2 separate regions of the Homo sapiens genome follow, and region 2 is linked to region 1. Evidence: chromatin loops called from intact Hi-C (ENCODE). Cell type or tissue: ascending aorta. All regions are shown on one strand. Links, peaks and the distances in the headings refer to the core of each region. The heading gives the core; the rest is flanking DNA. Region 1 overlaps TRPM3 (transient receptor potential cation channel subfamily M member 3). Region 2 overlaps KLF9-DT (KLF9 divergent transcript).

Region 1 (9,922 bases), core at 576-8,575:
GTTCCCTCTCTGCCATGTGGGCACAGCAAAGCCTCAATCTTGGATTAATCCAGCCATTTGTCTTTCCTGTACTATATCTGGGGTGCAGAGTCATGACTGGGGAAACACACAACTTATCTATGCAAATAGGTGGCCCAGAGCAATCCTGTGATATGTACCAAGTCAGTGACATCTGCCACTTTCCTAGTGGTGATTATAAGACATCACTCTTCTCAGAGCTCTACTGCATTGTGCTTTCTCTGCCCCTCCTGCCCCGCTGATACATATACAGCATTTCTCTCCCTCTTGCCTAGTAAATGCTTTGTCCTGTTGCTGATTTACTCTTACATCACTGCAATTGGTTTTTGCGCTTGCACTGAAATAAAAATGTCCTGGCAAAAGTCACCAGTGACTTCCTGAAGGACTAACTGAATGGACGTCTATAAATATTCACCCAGTTGGACTTTTCTCTTGCATTTGACACCGTTGACCACTCAGTATTCCTCTCTGGCCTTCTCTTCTCTTTCTACTTGTGCCCGCTGGTAAGCTCACCCATCATGGCATTAACCATCACGGTGGTTGATCCCTAAATCTCTATCTCCTGTCCAGCTTCTACTAAGCTCCAGAGTTCTATGTGCAAAATAGCCTTCTTCATGGTTTTCCTGGAATTCCCATAGAAACCTCAAACTCAATTCAATCCTGACAGAAAAAGTCCCCATACCCCCATAGTTCCTTGTCCCAGATTCTCTATCTCAGTGAATGACATCACCCTTTAGACTAAGCCAGAAACCTTGGCGTAATCTCCAGCTCCTCTGTTTTAAATCCCCATCCACTTTTCCCACTATCACCCTCTGCACCATCTGATTTCTTTCCAGGTTCTTTTGATTGTACCTTCCTAAAATCTCATCCTGCCTGTTTCCTCCATTCCAGCTGCTGCTGCATTAGAAATTTCCTCTCACCTCTCACTTCCCACCTCTACCCCTCTTATGGACTTTCCACATTTTTGCTTGGGAGCTCTGATTAAAACATACATCTTGATCATGGTACTATTCTGAGCATGGAGTGTAAGTCCTCCAGGATCTGTACCCCGTCTGTCTCCTCAGACCCTTCCGTCCTACTTCCTATCTCTTGCCTCTTACTCTACCATCAGCCATACTAAATATCCACTGCTCCTGGAACTTTTCATACTAATTCGCAGTTTGGAAGGCCATTCTTCTCTCCTTACACCTCCTGCTCTCATCTTCCTGAAACATCAGCTCATATCGAGCGGCTCAGCTCAACCCTCCCTTTCTCTGCAAGGTCTCATCTCCCACCCCAGGTAGAACTGGCTACCTTCTTTGGCTCCATCTCTACACATGTATCGTCAATGGCAGCTTGCCTTTCCTGGACTGTAAGCTCCTTGAAGACAAAGCCTCCGTCACATGTATCTCTGTGCTCTGGTTCCCAGCTCACAGTACAAACAAAATAAATATTCATTGACTGAAGAAAGAATTCAAAGTGGAGTCCAACCTGTGAGAAAATGCTAATTAAATGTTATGACAATAGAACAAGTGTTGATCAAAACAGCGTCCGGAATCATCACAAAGTCCTGTCTGCAGATAGCTCTGTTATTTGTAAATCCATTAAGCCTCAGTTTGTATTAGTAAACAAGTCAGGTGGGTATTCTCTATAACGTGAGCTGGCTTTCAGGGACAGAAAATGAGGATGGTGCCTCATATTGGCTTGCTTCCTTAGCAATTTGTGAAAACAAAACCCAACAAAACAAAACCCTTTCCCAAAAGTTGGCACTGGCTCAAGTTTTCCTTTTCCAAAATACTTTTTTGGTCAAGCAACACTCCCCACGCTATAGCTGTTAGGCATTAGTGTGCTCTGAATCCATTAGAGAAGGTCAGTTCAGAATACTAAACAGATGCACAGCCCTGAGTCTTGAGAACTGGAGTTTCATGATTGCAATGCATAACAATAGTCATCTTCGTTCATGCTGCTCTAAACTTCACCATAAGCAGGCGTATTTTAGAGACTGGCTCCTTGAGATGTTCTGATTTCCACATGGGAAGTGAGGAACAATTAATTTGAGGCAGAAAAATAATTCAGGAATGTGTTTTGGCTTTACATGCACACACATGACAAAAACAACACTTTAAATTCAGTCAACATCACAGAGACAACATGGACACAAAGGAGCAAGGATTTTTTTTTTTTATAGCAAACCTTTGTACTAAATATATACATACATAAATAAAGCAAAAACAAAACAAAAACCTTCCTACCCCAGACTACCTATTAATTTTAGATGGAAAAGCCCTAGGCAGTAAGAAAAAAAAGTAACCCAGGCATTAAGTAGATTGGATAGCTAATTTGGAGTGAATGGAAAGGGCTAGATAATATTAAGTTGTCATGGTAGAAAGTAAGTTTTGGACATTCTGCTTTCACATTACTATCTAAACTTGTAAAAATACTCAGAGAAGCAGAAAGGAGGACTAAATTTAGACCCTTACTTAATGCATTCAAGAGCATGATTCATTTTCCTCCTGCCCTGGTACAGCCTGGGGAATCTGAATATACAGCCAGCAGCACATGGATGCCCTGTAAATAAATGAAAGTCGCATTCATTCAGGGGCTGGAGAAAGCCAGAGACACCCCGTTTTCCCTGCCAACAAAGGTGCACTTCTAGGCACCTCACACACCAGAATGCAGAACCAGATTTCTAAGCTGGCAAGAGTCCATCTAATTTTAGCTTTGCTCCGGCCTTGGCATGAAATGCTGCTGGGGTGGAAATGAATTCTGCTGCTCCTCTTTTCTAAGTGGCTTTTCTCCTCAAGCTCCAGTGGGATCCTGACCAGCTCTCAGAGGCCATGCCACATGGGTCACACTGATGAGACTACCCAAAAGGGTGTCATCATTTGGTAGCCATGCATTTAACAACCCAGGGCCTAAGTTGTTTCATGGTAGCCCTTAGATTGGTTCTTGGAGAGCTAGGATTCTATATAGCAAACACGTGAAGACAATTTTGGGCTATTTGAAAGAAACCAGACAAACCAAAAAGGAACCAACCACACAACAACAGCAAGTTGCATTCCCACGAATTAAATCAAGGTGGTAGGCAAAGTTTCCGGGTAGAGCGGACAGTCACTGTCCCTTCCCCAGGTTCCTTATCTTCTGCTTCCAATCACATTCTCTCACTCTCCTCTGCTTCCAAACAAAACAAACATTTCAGTCTCCACAGAGAACTTAGATTAAGGCTGAACTATCATTTGTGTTTAGTTCAACATGGCTTAGAGGTGAAAAGCACCTAAATTATGTTGTGACTTTACAGCGACTCCATTTTCTTTCCTTTGGGTTTAGTTTTAAGCACATTTGGAAAGTAACCTTAGAAGTTTCATTCCAGTATCTTAGGCTTTATTGATCTTATCGATCTTTGATCTCTGTGTTTAGAACAAATAACAGAAGAAAAGGTGGAAGGCATATCAAAGATCTGTAGCAAGGTAACATTGCCTCCCAGAAGTGAGGGCATCAAAGCCGCCCTCTCTTCTGAGGTGTATGATTGATGTTAAAAACCCACCCCAAGGGCCCTATTGTACATCCATATACGTCCAACCCAATTAAGAAAGAGTATTTTCCCAAACATGAAATGGGCTTAGCAATTCTGAAGTAAAAAAAAAAAAAGAGTTAGCTATGGAGCACACGCATTCCGTTAGAAATGAGTCACTCTGCGAAGGTGTGTTTGAATGAGCAGCATTTCAGAAGGCCCGCACGGGGTACACCCACAGGATGGGACTGGAGACCCTGGGAAGGGCTGTGGGTCCAGGCGGATATGAGATCCGATCAGCCTGAAAACATGCTTCACAAACCAACCTGGGCACGACACAGAAAAGAGGCAAGACGTCGTAGGGCAGCATAAAAGATTTGTACCTTTCTCAAATAGCTTGGTACTTGGGACTCCAGAGCAGTTCTGAATGACCAGCTAGGGCAGTCACCCAATCCCCACTGGGCCCATCCAGGGCCATAACATGAATATTAAATCATTTGGAGGACAGGAATGTTCAATGACCTTGGCCAAATGTCATGACAGATTTTGGGGGCAGCCTTCTATATCCATTTGAGAAAGGACAAATACTCACTAGCACTAGACAGAAAACTGGCTGATTTAGCTTAGAACAGTGGCTACCATTGTAGCTCTTTCAGAACATCGAAAAGGAAGGTAAGTGGTTGGGGAAGGGCATCACGAAGGCTGCATCTATCCAAGGCTGGGTCAGTTATACATTGAGGTTTGGAGTCGAAATTTATTCTCACACACGTAGAGCTCCACAGATCTAATTAACAGTGTGGGAAATCTATTTTCATGTTTCACTCACACAGAACACATCTTCTCTGTCTCCAGGGGGTTTTCAAGTTCTAAACTACAATCAGCCCTTCTTTTAAAATAACAATAATAAATCCTCTTATTCAGCCAGATGGTGGTGTTTGTTGCACTAGGCTGGGTTCATAGTACAACATCAATAAATGGCCACTTGTAGAGGGACAGACAGAATCCCATTTATAAAACACACCTACACCTCCCTCCTTCTCCCATCCCAAAATGTGGCATTGTCAAAACTTCCCTGGGGGCTTAATCTCATTTTGGAGCAGAAAGGAAAACTAAAAAAGGCAAAATAATGTAACTAAGTGGAAAAACAATTTCTTGGGGGGAAATAGCACATTTAATCTCTGAGGAAAATGGTCATAGGTGGGTTTTTAAAAAGTGTTGTTTTGCCTTTAGGGACTGTTTGAAAGCAGGCTCTCAAAAGGATTTTCCCCAGTCCCTGGCAAGCTGTCTTGGTGAAGGCTGCACATTGTCAGCCAAAGATATTACAACCAGGAGATGGAGTTAAAATTCTTCCTCAGTGAGTTGGCTAAGTCTCATGAAACAAGTATTTGTTCCAATTAGGTGTTCCAAAAAGTCTTGATTGCCTTAGATAACGCATTTTGAGAAGGAAAGTGTGTTTGTTCAAAATCCATCGTGGAAGAATAAATGACGTACCGGTGTGTTCTGTTGCCAACGTACACATCCTCTTCACAGGCCTGGAGGACTCACACTCTTTGCTGCCTTGTCCCTATTTTCCTGGTCTCAGTCCTACCGGGGATGGGCAGTGGGAGTGGGGATGCTAACTAGTCTCTGCTCCTGCTCTTAATAAGCTATACTACCTGGTTATGCAACCCTAATCCATGTCCACAGTCCAGGGCTCAGACGGCTGGCCTGTCAGCAAAAAAATGTCTGAAAAATGTTAATTCAACAATGTTGGAGGGATGTTATTTCCAGAACTAAACTCCTCAGGGGAAATGAGAAATCATTGCTCCTGGGATTCAACTCCTCCACACTGAAAGATGTTTCTTTAATGATGCTTTCTTCCCAAAAAATTTCCCAATGCCTGGTGTGTCCTGACATTTGGTCCCAGTAAAATCCTGGAACAGACTCCTAGGATACAACTATCTTCAAACTCCATACAAAAGGAGTGTTTATTACAGAGAATCGGCATCTATTAGGGCATGAAACCTTGGGGGCTTGCTGGCATTCACTCCCCACACTGAATCGTTTCATAATATAGATACTATTTTCTTTTTGGCATTTATAGCAAGCAACTCAGTTTATGACCTAAGGCATTTTCCATACTTCCAGGCAATGAATACCAGCTTCCTATGAGTCTCAATAGCACATAATTTAAGACAGTGGGAAAGGGAGTTGGAGAATAGTTTCCAGTGCAAGAAAAATACCATGCAGATGTTTGCCCTTACTCTTGAATTCTGATGGTGAAATCGAGCATTGTTTATTTGTTCTGAAGTCCAACTCAAGAAATTTATTTTCTAAAGGCTGGGGTAGAGGTAGGGAGGTAGTGACATAAAATATTCCTGATACTGAAATATTCAACACATGGCCCTGGGAGTTTGAATCATAAAGTAATTTAGATCTTTCTAAGTGGTTCATTGTTTGATCAAATTTGGTATACCAGATGTCGATTCGTGTCACAGAACATGACATACCTAAAGAAATACCCAAGAACTACTTTGCTAAAATTGTGTATTCACCTTCTGTAATTTTTGTTTCCTCCAAGATAGCAAGCTAGGAATCAGTCCTCTATCTTGAGCCATTTATTGAGAACAAACAAATGAACTTGGAAAAGACATAACCGAATTGAATTTAAATACCTGACTTTGGTGTATGAGAATCATAAACTTGCTTACGGTCTATCTGGTCCGCAAACACTTCCCCATAAATCATCCAATAGGGCATGTAGAAGATGTTCTTGGCCAGTTTCCATGATGGCTCCTCATTGGGAAAAAGGATGGCTTGCCTGGCGACCCCAAAGCTCATCAGAACCACCAGCATAATGATGACAAAGTACATCATGTCTATCATCTGGAAGGGTGGGGAAGCAGAGGGAGAAACAAGAGAAAACCCATATGATTGAGTGTTCTTATAATTGCTGACAATGATGGGAACCTTTGGAGGAGGTCCACTTTCTAGACTGCTGGGAAGGGATGTTTAGACAGGGAGTTGTGTCCAGATAAGAAGATGCTTGGTCTGTTGAAGCCAGTGTCCACAGAATTCTATCAGTGACTCAAAAAACATTTCAAAAAGTGCACACACAGATGAAGCCTCTTCGTTTTTCATTGCTGTCTGTGGGACCGAGCATAGGTCCCACATAGGCTAGGCATAGGAGTCATATAAATGGAAGCTTAGGCCTCTGTGTGAATCAGGTGCTAACTTTTTCTCTGCTCCTGGGGGAGGCAAGTGTCCTCTTTGGGTCTCTTTCTTCTTAGAGAAACTGGAATTGGGAGAGTTGAACTATTCCAAGAGCGACTGCAATGCTGTAAACCTCCTTTCTAAGTTCTGAAAGGCTAATGAAAAATTGGAAAGCTCAAAAACAAAACAAAACAACAACAACAAAAACTGCCTATAAACGAAGCTAGGATAAACCAAATATCCATTATATTCTTATTCTTGTGGCCCCACCCCACTGCATAGTATTCTACCACCAACCAGTCTCTCAGAGAAAATGGCTGTTTGTATACTTCTCCTGCAGGGTATCCCATTGGCTATGGAGGGTGTTTTCTTGGGCATTAGAATCATGCACCCTAATGACTCAGACCTGTACCTGCTGTAGAAATGATGGATTTTCATCTTGACAGGTTTATAAAATCCTCCAGGCTGCTCTCTAATATAATGTTATCTCTTGTTCCTCATTCTTCCTTCTTTCCATGATGTATGTTATTTGGGATCTGTTTCTTATATGCCAAATTATTTTCCTTTTATCACTCAAAATATTAAATAGATGAGGATGCAATAACTATTGATTTTTTTTCTGGCCAGAACCCATTACCTCCTCCTTTTATAAACAGTTTCTACCCAGTATGGCCACAAGGTAGGTGTGTTTTCCAGGCTACGTTAAATATGATACTGGCCCCGGCAAGAGTGATAGAAGCAGGGATTTGACCAAGACAGGCCAACCAGAATCCTTGTATTGGCTTTGCTTTGTTTTGTTTTTAACTAAAGCTGGGAGAAAGAAGTTCCTTGTGTCTCTGTAATGGGGTGAGTTCATAGTATTTGTATCTGACGCTGAGTTCTCCGCCAGTGAAACTGATCAGAGTAAATGAAGCCGATTTGCAAGAGAAAGTGAGCAAAGCTTGACAGTGATTGGGTCCCTGTTTGCAGTAGCCCCTAAGGCCAGTTTCATTATGCCCTTCATAAGTCAATATATCCCTTCTAGGCTTAAGCTAGTTGGAGATTGGTTTCTATCGCTTGCATCAAAACATAGAATACAAAAGACTTTCTCTTAGATACCATACTTCCTGAAGGGATGCCCATCCACAAAAAAAAGCCTAATGCTAATTTTATCAATGATAATGGAGGCTTCAAATTAGTTTTACAATTTTTTAATTTTTATTTTATTATTATTTTTCAGATGGAGTCTCATTCTGTCACCCAGGCTAGAGTGCAGTGGAGCGATCTCGGCTCACTGCAACCTCAGCCTCCCGGGTTTAAGCAATTGTCTGCCTCAGCCTCCTGAGTAGCTGGGATTTCAGGTGTGCACCACCATGCCCCGCTAATTTTTTTGTATTTTTAATAGAGATGGGGTTTCACCATCTTGGCCAGACTGGTCTTGAACTCCTGAACTTGTGAGCCACCCGCCTCGGCCTCCCAAAGTGCTGGGATTACAGGTATGAGCCACTGTGCCCGGCCACGATTTTGTTTTAAAAGAGTGTCTGTTATTGGAATTCAAACATTATAGCCTTCCTTGTATGCCTTAGGACACTGGGGTCTAATCAATTTTCAAGGCAACTTCAAAATGCATCTCACAAGTGTTGCATGACTTAAAAACCAAACAGGAATATCTTAAAATCTGACATCCATTCATATTTTTAAATAGTCTTTAAAGTTGTATGCTAATTAGTTATTTCTTCTATAGTTTAGTGGTCTCAGAACTCTTTTAAAGTGAGCAAGCCAGCTGTGTTGAAAGTTTTATAGAAAACATGGGTCTGTTTTTCATCCTCTCTCTTATTTTATAAAATTCTTTCATCATTTATTTACAAAAAGTTCTATCAATGAAAAAGCACACATGGGTCCTTCATGTTGTGTTTATTTACACTGATTAAAAGATGGGTTGGGAGAGGAAGGTTTGTGCTCATGAGATTTAGAAGCTAGTTTGACCCAAGGAAACTCAGCCAGTAAATACAGAAACTGTTCTAATTTAATTTCTCAGGATTGTTTTTGTTCAGATTGATTGTGCTATCTATCCAAAGGGTCAAAACAATCAAAGAGAAGAAACATTTTTCCCAAACACTTAGCTTCATATATTTCAAAGAAGTCTTAGCTTTCATACAAATACCAAAATCTGATAGAATGCAGTGCAGAAATAGAGCATTATTAGTGAGAACTGGGGCTGGCCTCCTTTTTTAAAGCTAAATTATCCAGTCGGTTCAATATTAAGAGAGCTGATCCTGTCCTAATCTTGTAAATATCTTTCTGTTGTGTTCTACAGAGGAGAGTATATAATATATATTATATAATTTATTATATATAATGTAATATATAATACACATATATATAATATGCATTGTATAATATACATTATAATGTATAATGTATATATAATATATAATGTGTATATAATATATATTATATATACACTGCAGTGGTTAAACACATGTACTTAGGTGTCAGAATACCTGGGTTTTCATCTTGACTTTGCTAGTAAAAATAGCTACATGGAAAAAAACTCACACAAAACGAGTAAAAATAATTACAAAAACAAAATAAAGGCTTCCTAAATGTTAAAAAGAAAGAAAGAAAGAAAAAGAAATGTAGCTAGGTGGCCTCGGGCAAGCTGCTTAATCTTGTTTTATTTTATTTGTAAAATAGGAATAATAATACATTTATTTTATAAAGATTCAATGAGATGGCATGTGAAACAATGTGGTAAGTTCTCCATAAATGTTAATGTATTATTATTATTAGAGTTGGAAGGAGGTCAGGTTGTGGGGTCAGTTAGACAGAAATTTGAATCCTGTTATTGTCCCTTGATTAGTCTCTTATTCAATTGTTTAAATTATTAAACACAGATATGAAAACCTATTTCCGAGGGGGTATGATGATGACATGTCTGACATGGTATCTGGCACACAGCAAATGATAGCTATCATTATTGTTTTTATTCTGAATTATGTAAGTGAGCTTAGTACTAGGCTTAGAGAATTCCATTGAGAAGTGGAATATGGAGGAAAGGAGTCAGGATTTTGTTAAGTGATTCTGGGCCTGCAGCAGATCAATTGGAGTCTTTCCGGATATGCAGGCTTTCCATGCTGTGAGGCATTTGGTGTACTGGCTTCTTATATTATGCAAAGACTCATAGTACCAATTTCAAAATAGACTCCTAATGATTGTGTGTCCAGGAATCTCATCAGCTGT
Region 2 (9,922 bases), core at 703-8,702, 87 kb before region 1:
TAAATTGTCTGCTAGAGGTTCTTTGAGGTTGACCCAGAGGTACATTCTGTTATTGCCAAGTTTGGATGGAGGGGTAAGAAAAAGGCAGAGCAGAGAGGGAGCAAGAAAGGCAAACTGGGGAGGGAAGATGAGACAGAAATAAAGAGAAAAAGGCAGGTCAATGTGGGGAGGAGGAAACTGGAGGGGGATGGATTTGGGGATCCTAAATCTCGCTTTTCTCAAAGGAGAAAACCCTGTAGAGTGGCTTCTACTATTTCTATGCTTGCTTTCTACTCCAGGCAGGATATACAGCCCCCATGCTGCCCAATGCCCCAAGTTGCCTGCGTTGATTGATCAAAAAGCAGCTCTAGGCCGAGGTGATCTTCCTTGGTAATCTCATCTCTGTGCTGTGCATGCTTTTCTTTCTGTGTTTTTGATTTAGTTTGTTTCAGTGGGAAGGGCTGATTTACACCTTGAAGGAATTATTCTGAGTCTTAGAGAAATAACCAAAAGGAAAGAGCTAAAGAGCGGCTGCCACATCCCAAGTGCCTGACCTTTGTCAGGGTGGCCTAGAGTCACATTTTGTAGCAGAAGTTCCCTTTGGGCATGCAGCCACCTGGAAGTGGGCATGTCTCCTTTTAGGGTCCCCAACTAGGCCTCTCTAAATCAGGCCAGGCTAGCAGCATTCTGTTTTGAGGCATTTTGACTTTTACAAATCTGTAGCTCCCTTAAAAGCAAAGGCAGATGCTGCAGAAAGTCCTGACCCTTGGGCTTCTCTAAGGCCTGTGGTTTGACTTGCATTAAGGTGAGGGTGGCCTGCTGGCCCCGTCTCTGCACTCATTCCCATTCATGAGCACTCCTCACCTGGCCTACTGTAGCAAATTTCCAAGAAGTGTTCTTGCCTTTATACTCTCCCGTCTACTTCATTCTATGTGCAGCTGCTGGGTTAGTTCTGTTAAAGATCCCCTCTTATCTTGTTCCTTCACTTAAAAATCATCACTGGCTCCCATTGCTCATGAAATAACTAGTTTGTGCAATCAAGTTTCTCTGCTTACTCCAGAAGGTACAAACCCCATATACTCTTCCATTCTTCCCTGAGGGCAGGCTGGGGAGCTGGGGAGAAGTGAAGGACCACATGCTGGGGCCCTGAGAATCTACGCATATCCCATTCCCAGTTCCAGAGGGTACCACTTGGGTTGCTGGTGCTGAGACAATCCTGTTTTTTTGGCATCCTTTATACTCGGGGTTCCCTCTTTTTGCAGGCTTTCCATCAAGCCTTTTAACAATGTTTACTTATATGTTGTGGTAAAGGGAGGCTCTAGATGATAACAGTAAGTTTGCAAATAACAGTAAACCAGTGATTCTTGGCCTGCATGCTATCACATCCCTCCTCCCATATCCATGGCAGATGTGCTGAATCCGTTTTTGCCCACTGAGCCCAGCTGAGGCCTCAGCCTTTTCAACACTACTCCAGGCAGTCATTCCAATCAATCGAATTTGTCCAGTGAGATAAAATCTATTTGTTATCCCTGTACTCTACTCTTTCAGGGTGTGAAGCATCAGACCTTGTTGTTTGATGGATTTAAGATTGGATATAAGAAGACATGGACAGACCCTTGAAGTCGACCCAGAAGTGGCAGGAGAGCTCACAAATTTTGAGATAATCATATTTTGAGATTTAACCAAAGTTTCTCTGCTTCTGCCCCTAACCTGTCCCTGAATCCAGACTAAAGACATTCTGCTTTTATTCTCTAGATGAATGAATGACTTAGCAAAAATGCAGAGAGAAAGCTAAGAGTCTAAACAGACTTTGAAACTGCTGGTGGAGATGGGAATTTGAGAAAAAAAAGAAAAGCTTTTGAGGTTCAAAAGCTTAAGTTTTGGAGTTTCAAAAGCATGCCTCCTAAGGGGATTCAGGGCATAGAGAATATGTGATGAGTAGAATGAAGAACAAAAACAGGCAAACACTGAAAAGTACCCTAGAGTGGAGTTGGAGGGGGAGAAAAAATATTGGTTCCTGTGCCCTGAACGTCCCTGGGCCAAGTCTGCGTGAGGAACAATGGAGCCCCAGGTAGGCTGGGGAAACTGAGGCACAAGGGACATGATAGTGGCGTGGATGGGACACAGGAGACTGTGGCCATGAAGAGGAACTGGAATAACATAGCAGAGGACCAGTATGGAGGTGACATGAAGGACCTGGTAGACCCTGCCCCTGACATCTTGGGAGCCCTGAGGAAATGGAAATCTACAGGCATCCTGAATTTACTGAGATTAAATTTCTTCCATTGAGCAGAATGGGAGCTGAAAAGGGCACACTTCAGCTGATATTTGTACACATGACACATAGAAAGACATCATGCAAACTATGATTATGAGGTGACACTTTTGTTCTCTTGAGACAGGGTCTCACTTTGTCTCTCAGGCTGCAGTGCGGTGGTATGATCACAGCTCACTATAGCCTCGAACTCCTGGACTCAAGCTATCCTCCCACCTCAGCCATGCCACCATGCCCAGCTAATGTTTGATTTTGTAAAGACAAGGTTTTGCCATGTTGCCAAGGCTGGTCTCAAACTCCTGGGCTCAAGCAATTCACATACCTCGGCCTCCTAAAGTTCTGGGATTACAGGTGTGAGCCACTGCACCTGGCCTGAAGTGACACTTTCTAGGTCTTTGTCGTGGCCTGGCAAGTATATTGTTGGTATACACCTTTTCTTAGGAAGCATCCAGCTCACTGCAAGGGTCCCCTGTATCTGGAATTCTGGGTGTAGATCTGGTCACTGCCCTTCAAGAAGGACCTGCTGTCTCTGGAGAAGGTTCAAAGATGGCTAGAACTGAGAGAAGCAGGAAAATTGGGGGGCAGTGCTGATACACAGCACAGCTGTGAGATTATGACCGTGGCTGAGAATGAACAAAGCTGTAAGGGATTTAATCAGAGTTGTCAAGGGTGAGGGCTGGGCCCCATGGATTGCTCTTGAAGCCCTGGAGCACTATAAATACATAAACTAGGCCTACTGCAAATGAGGTTGGAGGGAAGAAAAGATATTCCAGTTCACAGAAGATAATATACCTCTAGGACTGTTAACCCTTTAGCAGTATACAGGTTAGAAATATAAATATTTTTTAAAAATGGATTAGATTGGGGCTTCCTGAGCTTGAGATTATTGGCTGTATGGGATCGATACTTCTTTATTGTGGAAGGCTGTCCTGTGCATTGTAAGATGTTTAGCAACATTCCTGGCTTCTACACATTAGATTATGGTAGCATCTCAGCCCCTGCCCTGACCACAGCTGTGATAACTGAATATATATTCAGATACTGCCATGTGTCTCCTGGGGGGCAAAATCACCCCTAATTGAGAGCCCTTGTGTTAATATAATGTTCCCAAAGGATGGATTACACAATAGAATCATGCAAATAGAAAGTGGGGCCTGTACTCTGGAAATACTGCGTTAAAACAAGCTAAACAGAGCATTTTATTTTTAGGACCGCTCAGGTCTGCAACATGCCAAATGCCATGGACTGAATGTGTCTTCTCCAAATTCCTATGTTGAAGTCCTAACCCCCAAGGTCATGGTATTAAAAGATGGGGCTTTCATAGGTGATTAGGTCATGGGGGCATAACCCTCAGAATTGGGATTAGTGCTCTTATCATAGAGGCCCCAGAGAGCTCATTTGCTCCTTTTACCATGTGGGGGCACAGCCAAAAGACAGCGGTTTATGAACCAGAAAGCTGGCCCTCACCAGACACCTAATCTGCTGGTAACTTGATCTCGGACTTCCCATTCTCCAGAACTGTGAGAAATAATTTCTGTTGTTTAGAAGCCCGGTAGTCTGTGGTATTTTGTTATATTAGCCTGGATGAAGTAAAACAGCCAGTGTACACTTTAAATCTCTGAGAGGGAACATATGGGATTAGCATGCATTGAATATGCTCTGGGCATTGCTACATTAGATACATTCATGGACTATAAAACATTAGAGTTAATAGTAATGAAAATGTCATTAGTGCTTTACAGATGAAGTGTCTGCCAAATAGACTTGTTTTTTCCTTATTACAATCCTCCAAGGTAGATATAATTATTTCTTCTTATAGATGAGAAAACTGGGACTCAGAGAATTAAAATATTTGCCCATGGCAACGCAGCCAACAGATGGGGAGACTGGGACATGAACTGGTTTTAGATTCTCAGTTCTATGTTCTTCATAGGGTTCTGTGCTGCCCCTTGGGTGTGCTCTCAGAATTTGAAATTGATGCTGGGCCAGAATCAAAGTATATCCTCTTTCTTGGTGACACGGACTCTTTTATATTTAAAGGTCTCTGGAGAGACATTGTTAGCTGGGTCTGTATTACATGGGCTAATAGAAGGCTTGATGAAAAAATATAGACTATCTTCAGCATGGTGGAAGATAAAATTAATTCTAATTTTTTTTTTTTTTTTTAAACAGAGTTTCACTCTGTTGCCCAGGCTGGAGTGTAGAGGTGCGATCTTGGCTCACTGCAACCTCCCCCTCCTGGGTTCAAGCGATTCTTATGCCTCAGCCTCCTGAGTAGCTGAGATTACCAGCATGTGCCACCATGTTGGGCTAATTTTTTGTATTTTTAATAGAGATGGGGTTTTGCCATGTTGCCGAGACTGGTCTTGAACTCCTGAGCTAAGGCAATCTGCCTGCCTCAGCCTCCCAAAGTGCTAGGATTATAGGTGTGAGCTACCACGCCTGGCCATAATTCTAATTTTTTAACTAAATCTTTTTTTGTCTTTTCTAAAAATGAGAATTATGTAACTGTGTTGCTTAATATTTTTCCTTGGTTGCCAGGAAGCTCAGATCTAAATTTTTCATCTTGTCTGACAGTTTTGTGGCCCTTTCCCTTGGTTTTGTTGTTTATTGTATGTACTTTTACAGGATTTGTATGTTGTCTCAAACTCTTGGCAGATAAAAGGGATGTATAAATACCTATAACTGATAAATGAAAACTTTCCAAAATATTCACCCCTTAGAAACAAAACACCACTGGCACAGTGCTTAAAAATGGTTCTATCTGGTTTTATTTCCTAATGATACTGGAACATTCACATATGTATAAGCTGAAGCTAGGTGAATGATAAATAGACATCTATAGAGGATAATTTATTATTTTAAAAAATTAATTAAACTGATATTCAAGGAGTGTTCTGGGTTTTCAAAGCCCTCACCTAAACATTGTTTTATTTGTTCTTGTCAACTGCCCTGTCTGAGTGCTGGAGCAGGTATTACTGATTACTGTTTTCATTTGACTGCTGGTAAGTAAATGCAGGCTCAAATATTTTGGGTGACTTATTTTTGCTTTCTAATGTTATTGGCCCAGACTAGCTAGTGGAAGAGTTTAGAAATAGATCTGAATCTTTCACTTCCAGATGGGATGTTGGACCTGAGTGGGGTGGTAAATCTGTGGTACATGTACTGAAGCGTCCTGTCCCCCCCAACTCCCGGGTCCAAGAAGTGCCAGTAGCATCTCTAATTGATCTACATTATCTTTTCCCATTGAGCCCAACCGTAGCCAGAGTCCAAAACACAGTGCTCCAGACATACATCCTCAATTACATAACAAAACCCATACTAGAACTAGATTTTTTAAAAGGATTCCATTAAACTCAACAATTCTCAAATTATATGACTGTATACTAGTAGAAACCTGAGATCATTGAACACAATGAATCTTGTCTGTAGCATCTGTGTGGCAATTTAAAAAGTAGTGGATAGGTCATTTGGGGATAATCTTCATTGTTCTCATTTGTTCATTCCAGCCGGGTGTGGTAGTGCACACCTGTAGTCCCAGCTCCTCAGGAGGCTGAAGTAGGATCACCTGAGCCCAGGAGTTCAAGGTTGTAGTGTGCTATCACTGTACCTGTAAATAGTCACTGCACTCCAGCATGGGCAACATAACGAGAACCCATCTCTAAAAAAGAGAAAAATTCATTCCAGTTTGGATGACACTATCTTAAACGAGTCATTACTAATAGATACTAAAAACAGAATTCGCAAAACATTTACAGCAAATATTATACCTTTAAAAATTCTCCTGCCAGGTGCGGTGGCTCACGCCTGTAATCCCAGCACTTTGGGAGGCCAAGGTGGGTGGATCACGAAGTCAAGAGATCGAGACCATCCTGTCCAACATGGTGAAACCCCGTCTCTACTAAAAATACAAAAAGTTAGCAGGGCGTGGTGGTGCATACCTGTTGTCCCAGTTACTCAGGAGGCTGAGGCAGGAGACTCGCTTGAACCCGGGAGGCAGAGGTTGCATTGAGCCCAGATGGCGCCACTGGACTCCAGCCTGGGCAACATAATGAGACTCCATCTCAAAAAAAAAAAAAATCTTCTAGTTACTTCAGTTATCCAGCACTAAATTAATTTCTTAGCTGATATTTTGAGTTCTGCAATCATAGTAATGGCAAATCTAGCTAGAGGTCCAAGATTTTAACATGGGTCAAGATTACAGGGTAGTAGATATAGATAGCTCTTTCGGAAAAGGGAAAAATGTCTCCTTTTAGCTTTAGAGAATGGCTTAAGCAGAACCCAGCTCTCTATCCTCACAGACACTATGATCTCAGGGTTTTACGTTTTTTGTTTTTTATTTTTAAATCATTACTTTCTCCAAAGTCTTGCCTTTTCTCTGGCTTGCAGTATACATTAAGAGCAATTAAAATCAATGCCCTGCTTTTTGCATGGTATTATTTATCATAAATTTGCTTCCTTTGATGTCTTGCCATAGAAAATACAAGATTTTCCTCTGTCACCATTGATGTATAAGATGATCAAATCATAGCTTAGCATTTTTTAACTAAGGATTGTTTGTTATTTTAGGCCATGCTCCCATTCTTTTTCATCCCGTTTTTTGATTTCGTATGAATGTGCAAGAAAATGGCCAAATGATAAAGGAATATTTGGACCATTGGCTGACAGACATGTTTCCTCTTTCTCCCTCTTTCAAGTATAAGAGATCCTGAGTCTTGCACGATAAAACCACAAACGGAACTAAATTATGCTGAGCAAAAATACATTCTTTTACTGAGAATTTCCCAGGAGTTTTGATATTTTTGACTCTTGCTCACTAAATATGGAAAAGATTGAGACACTATGAGAAACAGGGGAGCTGTTCTGCCATTTTTAGACCTTTAAGAAATTGTTTCATACCTTTAATGCTATGTTAACAATACATTGGAAATCTCCCTGCTGAAAAGTCACAGCCCTCTGAATGGTAACAGTTTCTGGAGATGTTCTCTAAGCTTCCATTTTAATATAAATAATAAAGCTCTGTGAGTTATAATTTATATTTTTGAGTGGTCTAAATGTTGTCCAACATATGGAAATGATAGAAATAGACATTTCACAGCATTTTTCTTCTTCAAGCAGTCAAAACTCCTTTAGACTTAATTTTCTCATTTGTTTCCTATCAAATCCAGGTTCACATGATTATCCAAATTCAGTGGCATGTCAATGGAACTCTGGTGGAAAGTGCTTGTGTACAAAGGCTGGGGAGGAAATTTTGTGCTTTCTTTTTCTTTTTCTTTTCTTTTCTTTCCTTTTTCTTTTCTTTTTTTTTTTTTTGAGACAGGGTGTCACTCTGTCGCCCATGCTGGAGTGCAGTGGTGTGATCTTGGCTCACTGCAATCTCGACCCCCCTGGGCTGAAGCAATCCTCCCATCTTAGCCTCCCAAGTAGCTGGGGCTACAGGAATGTGTGACTGCACCTGGCTACTTTTTTGTTATTATTTTTTTGTAGAGATGAGGTCTCACGATGTTGCCCAGGCTAGTCTCACATTCCCGAGCTCAAGCCATCTGCCCGCCTCGGCCTCACGACGTATGTACTTTCTTATTAATGTGTAGGACACTTTTAATGAAGAAATAGATATGATCAGGAACTTCGGTTAATGGGGTTTATTTTAGGGATATGATTGTAGAAGGCAAGAGAAGGTGGAACGATCTGAGCAGTTAGATGCCTCAGCTTCACTGAAAATGAGTGCATTCTTCAATGGTGGTTAGGACTCATTAAAGATTTTAGTTATTTGACGGCAGTTGCATCGATCCAAGAGCAACTTGGTTACCTGTGATACTCCTGACTGTTCCACATTTCACCCTGGTACCATTTAATGTGTTCTCTATTCTCTATCCCTTGTGGTACATTCAAATTTGTGCAAATTGTTACCTAGAGTTCCCCACCCCCGACCCAAGACTTCAGAGTTGCTGTTTGTTGTCTGTCCAGGTCTCTTCCCTTAGGGTTGTGAGCAGCCATTGAAATTTATTGCCTAGAGACATTGACTCAGTAGGGTTGCAAAATGATAGCATTCTAATTTTGTCATGCTTTATTTGCTGGAACACATCTGTAAAGAGAAACTTTCCCATGTAAACTATTTGGTTGCCTTGACATAGAGTCCCTTTGGAAAGTCAAAATAAGTGCTTGATTCTCTTCTGTTTATTACTTTCAAGATAATGAGTTGGATCCTTAGGAATTTCCAAAAGTAACCAATGACGGTGCTTTTTAAAAAATCACTATGAACGTATTGATAGAAACATACCTGTGTTTTTAATGTACTGAAGTTTTTATCTTTAATTGATGGCCACATTTGCCCATCTTAGACCAATATGTTGGTTCCCAAGTCCTTTGGTATGATCCTAGGATTCTGATAGCTTCCTTGCTTTCAGGTATGACAAGATGTTCTAGGTTCATTTTGTACATTTTTGGTTTTTAGACCTGGAAGCAATCATCTCTTTAAGTAGATTTTTTTTCTTAATAGTGGAAAATGATATTTAGAAAGCACAATTAGGGTGCCAGAGGAACTCATACACTGGGTTGGTTGTTGTGTGTTAAGTTTTTTAGGTGATAAAGCCAGGAAATTTTCATTTACATTTTAAAGATAAAATACATCATGCATTCAAAGTAAAATTTCTTGGCCAGGCACAGTGGCTCATGCCTGTAATCCCAGTACTTTGGGAGGCCAAGGCAGGTGGATCCCTCGAGCCCAGGAGTTTGAGACCAGCCTGGGCAACATGGCGAAACCCCGCTAGTATACCCCAGCCTGGGTGAAAGAGCAACCCTATTAAAAAAAAAAAAAAAAGGGTGGTGCCGGGCACAGTGACTCATGCCTATAAGCCCAGCACTTTGGGAGGCTGAGGTGGGCGGATCACCTGAGGTCAGGAGTTCGAGACCAGCCTGGCCAACATAGTGAAACGCCATCTCTACTAAAAATACACAAAATGAGCCGGGTGTGGTGGCACATGTCTGTAATCCCAGCTACTCGGGAGGCTGAGGCATGAGAATTGCTCGAACCTGGGAGGCAGAGGTTGCAGTGAGCTGAGATTGCGCCACTGCACTCCAGCCTGGGCGACAGAGTGAGACTCTGTCTCAAAAAAAAAAAGAAAAAAGAAAAAAGAAAAAAGAAAAAAGGCATTGAAGTAAAATTTATTTTATGGGGCGACGATTTGCTCTGTGCTCTTTTTCCAGTTTCTTGAATTAAATGCCAATCTTGTTTTTTCTTATCACCTACTGGCCCAATTTAAAACTATAAATTTCCCTCAAAGTTAGTACTTATTCAGCTGTGCTCCATACATCTTAATGTGTAGTTTTTTTCATTATCATTTAGTCCTAAGAATTTAACTTTCTCTGTTTTCCTTTTTGATCCAAGAGTTATTTTGTAATATATTATGTAGCTTCCCTAACATATGGTGGGTTTGGGGGAATTTTTTTTTTTTTTTTTTTCTGGACAGAGTCTCACTCTGTCGCCCAGGCTGGAGTGCAGTGTTGTGATCTTGGCTCACTGCAACCTCTGCCTCCAGGTTCAAGCGAGTCTCATGCTTCAGCGTCCTGAGTAGCTGAGACTACAGGTGTGCGCCACTACACCTGGCTAATTTTTGTATTTTTAGTAGAGACAGAGTTTTGGCATCTTGGCCAGGCTTGTCTTGAACT

The links. Peaks named below come from ENCODE experiments on the same cell type or tissue, not always from the same donor. Only the 100,000 strongest peaks of a DNase experiment are listed, where the experiment ranks them.
Region 2: it touches region 1 in a loop (3-fold over the local background); 27 of 110 quality-filtered maps call a loop at or near these places.

Annotation. Positions count from the first base shown.
Region 1 is chr9:70,584,833-70,594,754 of GRCh38, forward strand. It overlaps TRPM3 (transient receptor potential cation channel subfamily M member 3), which reads right to left. Exons shown (of 26, transcript NM_001366145.2): 22 at 6,199-6,373. Among named protein-coding and RNA genes, the nearest start is that of KLF9, 180 kb to the left of the region's middle. In ascending aorta, for the core only: no CTCF peak of the experiment used is centred there; DNase peaks (open chromatin) are centred at 2,669 and 5,109; H3K4me3 peaks cover 757 bases; H3K27ac peaks cover 6,472 bases.
Region 2 is chr9:70,498,066-70,507,987 of GRCh38, forward strand. All of the region lies in intron 3 of KLF9-DT (KLF9 divergent transcript), which reads left to right. Among named protein-coding and RNA genes, the nearest start is that of KLF9, 88 kb to the left of the region's middle. In ascending aorta, for the core only: no CTCF peak of the experiment used is centred there; no DNase peak of the experiment used is centred there; H3K27ac peaks cover 4,753 bases.